Linked DNA regions of Homo sapiens: region 1 is linked to region 2. A link is a loop called in an ENCODE intact Hi-C map of the cell type or tissue named here. Cell type or tissue: natural killer cell. All regions are shown on one strand. Each heading gives the region's core, and the rest is flanking DNA. Links, peaks and the distances in the headings are about the cores only.

Region 1 (2,928 bases), core at 190-2,689, 57 kb before region 2:
AGAACGTGCAATTTTGTTACACAGGTATACGTGCACCATGGTAGTTTGCTGCACCTATTGACCCATCATCTAGGTTTCCTCCCCTTGTCCCCCATCCCCTAATAGGCCCTGTTGTGTGTTGTTCCCCGCGGTGTCCATATGTTCTCATTGTTCAGCTCCCACCTTATGAGTGATAACATGCGGTGTTTGGTTTTCTGTTCCTGTGTTAGTTTGCTGAGAATGATGGCTTCCAGCTTCATCCATGTCCCTGCAAGGAACGTAATCTCATTCCTTTTATGTGCATAGTATTCCATAGTGTATATGGAATTTTCTTTGTCCAGTCTATCATTGATGGGCATTTGGGTTGGTTTCATGTCTTTGCTATTGTAAACAGTACTGCAATAAACATAAGTGTGCGTGTGTCTTTGTGGTAGAATGACTTACATGCCTTTGGGTATATACCCAATAATGGGATTGCTGGGTCAAATGGTATTTCTGGTTCTAGATCCTTGAAGAATCGCCACACTATCTTCCACAATGGTTGAACTAATTTATATTCCCACCAACAGTGTAAAAGTGTGGAATGAACATCTTTAGGAACAACGGTGGATTAAAATGCCAACTTCCGGCCGGGCGCGGTGGCTCACGCCTATAATCCCAGCACTTTGGGAGGCCAAGGTCGGCAGATCACGAGGTCAGGAGATCGAGACCATCCTGGCTAACACGGTTAAACTCCGTCTCTACTAAAAATACAAAAAAAAATTAGCCGGGCGTGGTGGAGGGCACCTGTAGTCCCAGCTACTCGGGAGGCTGAGGCAGGAGAATGGAGTGAACCCGGGAGGTGGAGCTTGCAGTGAGCCAAGACGGCACCACTGCACTCCAGCAGGGTGACAGAGCAAGACTCCATCTCTAAATAAATAAATAAATAAATAAATAAATGCCGGCTTCCTTGCCCTTGGTAGGTCAGTTCTGAGCCATGTTCTGCAGTCTCTTGGAGAGTTCCAGGGCACTGAGCTTACATAGTGATGTATTGGTTAATACTCTTTTTGTCAGCTGCCCTCCCTTCTCTGTCTACCTCCTCACACCCTCACTGTGTTTCCCAGAATAACATCTCAGATGAGTTTACGTACATTCAAAACGTTATCTCAAGTTTGCTTTGGGGAGAATCCAAACAAAGATAAATTTAAACCATTGGCAATTTCTTACCTTGTTAGCACTTTTTTCCTCTTTTTTTTAATATCCAGTTTGGTGGTGAAAATCATGAGTTCTTACATCAAGCAGGCCTAGATTTAAATCCTGGCTTCTCCTGGACTTAGCTGTGTAATTTAGGGCAAATGACTTAACCTCTCTGAGCTTCAGTCTTCTGCATCAATAAAGTGGGGGTAACGGTAGCACCTATTTTACATTGTTGTGTCTTGTGTTCATTAAATTAGATAATACACTTAGTTCAGTGGCTATACATATAAGAAGTACTCAATAAATGTTAGCTGTGTTTATCTTGGCTTAATAACGTCTTGTTTTGTTCTAAAAGATTTGTAATAGGTCTAAGTTCATCTAAAGTAATTAATTAGGTTTCAGATGGGCTCATAGGGAAGGTAAGTGGCCACTCACTGAGAATGATGTGGGAAGAAAGAGCTGGAAGAATCTTCCTTGCTAGCAGCATACTTACCTACATCCCTGTCATTCACTATCTGAATGGTGAGAAAGACAGATGCTCTTGTCATCGTCACCTATCCCTAGGCACAGCATAAGCCACACCGTTTCCATGACACCCTCCCTCTTCCTTTCTCTCGATGATAGATGGCATTTACTCTCCACACTACGCTTTTTCACACTTCACCATATGTGAGATCTTTGTGGTGATTAATTTTATGTGTCAACTTGGCTAGGCTACGGTACCCATATATTTGGTCAAATATTATTCTAGATGCTTCTATGAAAGTACTTTTGGATGAAATTAATATGTAAATTGGCAGACTTCCAGTAAAGCAGATTATCCTCCATAATGTGGGTCAGCCTCATCCAATCAGTTGAAAAACCCTTTAGAGAAAAAAGACTGACTTCCCCTGAAGCAGAGGGAATTTTACCAGCAGAATGTCTTCTGACTCCAATTGCAACTCTTCTCTGGGTGTCCAGTCTGCCAGCCTACCCTCCAGATTTTGGGCTTGCCAGCCTTCAAAACTCCATAATCATTTCAGCCAATTCTTTAAAATCAATCTCTCTCTATCTCTCCCTCTCTGTCTATATATATATATATATATATATATATCACACACACACACACACACACACACACACACACATATATATATCACACATAAACACACATACGCGCACATATATTCTATTTCTCTGTTGAGCCCTGACTAATACATTCTTCATACATTTTTCATACACATTCAAAATTACTGTTTTAGGAATTTTTAGATACTGTTCTGTCTTGTACTCTAATTGTAATTTAAATTTTTGATATGTATTTATCTATTCTTTCTAAAGTGATTTTAAATTATTTTAAGGTGTAAGGAAGACTGTAACTTGTATTATTTTCTTAGTATAATAGAAATAATCTTTAGATGGCATTGAAGAACATATTTGCTAGTATTTAATATTATTTTGTTAAAAATTAATTTTAATTTAATAAAACAAATATTTAAGATAATATTACACAGTAGCATAGAAATTATTTTTTCTTCAGATCTTTTGATGAAAGTAAACATCTCAGCATTAGGAAAGCAAATTATGTCAGCAATTTAAAACTTCATTGTTTATTACTAGGAACATGCAGCCTATAGATATTTATTGCACAAAAAATAAATTAAATAAATTAAAAATCACAACCTTGCGCTAGGCACAGTGCCTCATACCTGTAATCCCAGCATTTGGGAGGCTAAGATGGGAGGATCACTTGAGCCCAGGATTGTGATACCCCATCTGTACCAAAAAAATAAA
Region 2 (2,928 bases), core at 326-2,825:
TGTCTTAGGGTCTAGCAACTTGCAGTTGACCAGTATAATTAATTGTAGTAAGGCCAGTTTTCAGTGATAGAAGGAAAATAGCATGTGGACAACAAAAACCCTTAATTGATATCCTACTTCATCACTCTTAAGTTCTGCCTGCTGTAAAGTCCTGGACATGGACATAATTCAGGCAAGTGCTTAATCACTTTATAACAAGGATGGCCTTTCCCCCAGTTTCCAATACTTTGTTCTCATTTCTGTCTGAGACCTCATCAGAATAGCCTTTACTGTTCATATGTCTACCAATATTCTGTTCATGGCAACACAGGCTTTTTCTAGCATTCATCTTCAGAACTGTTATAGCTTCTACCCATTACCCAATTCCAGAGCTGCTTCCACATTTTTAGGTATTTGTTATAGCAACATGCCACTTCTCTGGTACCAGTTTCTGTCTTAGTCCATTTTGTGCTTCTATAACAGAATACCACAGACTGAGTAATTTAAAAATAATAGAAATTTATTCTCTCACAGTTCTAGAGGCTGGAAATTTCAAAGTCAAGGTGTAGACATCTCATGAGGGCCTTCTTGCTGTGTCCTCACATGGCAGAAAGCCGAAGGGCAAGAGAGGGATGAACTGTGTGTCCTCACATGGCAGAAGAGAAGAGAACACATTCCTGCAAGCTCTTTTTGTACCAGCATTAATCCATTCATGAGGACTCCACCATCATGGTTTAGGTTTAGGTTTGAGACCTAAACACCTTCCAAAAGTCCACACCTTCCAATACAATGACCCTGGGGAAGTTTTCAATACATGAATTATGGAGAGCACACATTCAAACTATAGCAACTGGAAGAGGGAAAAAGGGGAAACAGCCCACAGAGATATCTCATCCATAATACAGGTATATTTCACTGGATAGATATGACAAGGATTTTTTGCCCTGGCAGTGGAATAAGATTTTTGCTTAGCCAATATGGCAGAATGGATGTTGCGTTAGCAGTCACAAAAACAACATTACTCTAGTACATCTCCATCAGAGTTTTTGGGTGACCAGGTGCATTGTTGATGATCAATAATATTTTGAAAGCAGTCTTCTGTTTTTTTTTTTTTTTTCTGAGCAGTAGGTCTGAACAATGGGCTTAAAATATTCAGTAAACCATGCTGTAAACAGATGTGCTGTCATACAGCCTTTGTGTTTTCATTCCTATAGCACAAGCAGAGTAGATTTAGTATCATTCTTATGGACTCTGCAATATTTAGAATGGGCAATGAGCATTGGGTTCAACTTAAAGTCACCAGCTGCATTAGCCCATAACAAGAGTCAGTCTGTCCTTTGAAGCTTTGAAGTCACGCATTAACTTTTCTTCTGTAGCTATGAAAGTCCCAGATGACATTTTCTTTCTATATAAGGCTGTTTCATATACACTGAAAATCTGTTGTTTAGTGTAGCCAAATTCATCAGTGATCTTGGCTAGAGTTTTGGATAACTTGCTGCAACTTGTACATCACCACTTGCTGCTTCACCTTGCACTTTTATGTTGAGATAGCCTCTTTCCTTCAGCCTCATGAATCAATCTCTGCTAGTTTCAGAGTTGTCTTCTGAAGCTTCCTCACCTCACCCAGACTTCATAGAATTGAAGAGAGTTAAGGCCTTGTTCTGGGTTAGGCCTTGGCTTGAGGAAATTTTGTGGCTGGTTTGATCTATCTAGACTACTGAAACTTTCTTTATATCAGCAATAAGGCTGTTTTGCTTTCTTGTCATTTGCGTGTTCACTGGAGGAGCACTTTTAATTTTCTTCAATAACTTTTCCTTTGCTTTTACAATGTGGGTGTTTGGTTCAAGAGGTTCAGCTTATTTTGGCTTTCTTTTCTTTTCTTTTTTTTTTTGAGATGGAGTCTCGCTCTGTTGCCCAGGCTGGAGTGCAGTGGCACGATCTCTGCTCACTGCAACTTCCGCCTCCTGGGTTCAAGCAATTCTCCTGCCTCAGCCTCCTGAGTAGCTGGGATTACAGGTGCCCGCCACCACGCCAGCTAATTTTTGTATTTTCAGTAGAGATGGGGTTTCACCATGTTTGTCAGGCTGGTCTCGAACCCCTGGCCTCGTGGTCCCCCCACCTCGGCCTCCCAAAGTGCTGGGATTACAGGTGTGAGCCACTGCACCTGGCCTATTTTGGCTTTCAACATGCCTTCCTCACTAAGCTTAATTTAGCTTTTAATTTAAAATGAGGGATGTGCAACTATTCCTTTTATTTGAACACTTAGAGGCCTTTGAAGGATTATTAATTGGCCTAATATCAAATTGTTGTGTCTCATGGAACAGGGAAGTCCAAGAAGAAGGAGAGGGAGTAGAGAATGGCTGGTCAGTAGAGCAGTCAAAACACACATAACACTTATCAGTTAAGTTCACCGTTATATATGAGTGTGGTTCTTGGTGCCCCAAAACAATTAAGATAGTAATATCAAAGATCACTGATCACAGATGACCATAAAAGATAATAATGAAAAAGTTTGAAATATTGTAAGAATCACCAAATGTAACACAGAGGCGTGAAATGTGTATATGCTTTGGAAAAATGGTGCCAATAGAGTTGCTCAGTGCAGGATTATAATAGACCTTCAATTTGTAAAAAAGGGAATATTTGTGAAGTGCAGAAAGTCGAAGTGCAATAAAACAAGATATACTTGTCTGATTTATGAGAACAGCAATTTACCAGCTATTTTGCTTATTAAGAATTGCTGACTTCTTACCCTAAAGTAGAGGATTACCAAGTTTCCTTCACTTTCTGTTATTGACTCAGTCCCACATTTTAGAAGTGTAACTTGTATTACCTTATTTCTAGTATAATTATTATTATTATTATTTTTTTAAGATGGAGTCTCACTTTGCCACCCAGGCTGGAGTGCAGTGGCATGATCTCAGCTCACTGCAACCTTGGCCTCCTGGG

Evidence for each region. Peaks named below come from ENCODE experiments on the same cell type or tissue, not always from the same donor. Only the 100,000 strongest peaks of a DNase experiment are listed, where the experiment ranks them.
Region 1: a loop joins it to region 2, with 2.0 times the contacts of the local background. A loop is called at or near these places in 2 of 110 quality-filtered maps.

The regions. Positions count from the first base shown.
Region 1 is chr5:108,701,763-108,704,690 of GRCh38, forward strand. No RefSeq gene overlaps it. Among named protein-coding and RNA genes, the nearest start is that of LINC01023, 25 kb to the right of the region's middle. In natural killer cell, for the core only: no CTCF peak of the experiment used is centred there; a DNase peak (open chromatin) is centred at 1,749.
Region 2 is chr5:108,759,079-108,762,006 of GRCh38, forward strand. The region is part of intron 1 of FER (FER tyrosine kinase); the gene reads left to right. Among named protein-coding and RNA genes, the nearest start is that of FER, 13 kb to the left of the region's middle. In natural killer cell, for the core only: no CTCF peak of the experiment used is centred there; a DNase peak (open chromatin) is centred at 1,623.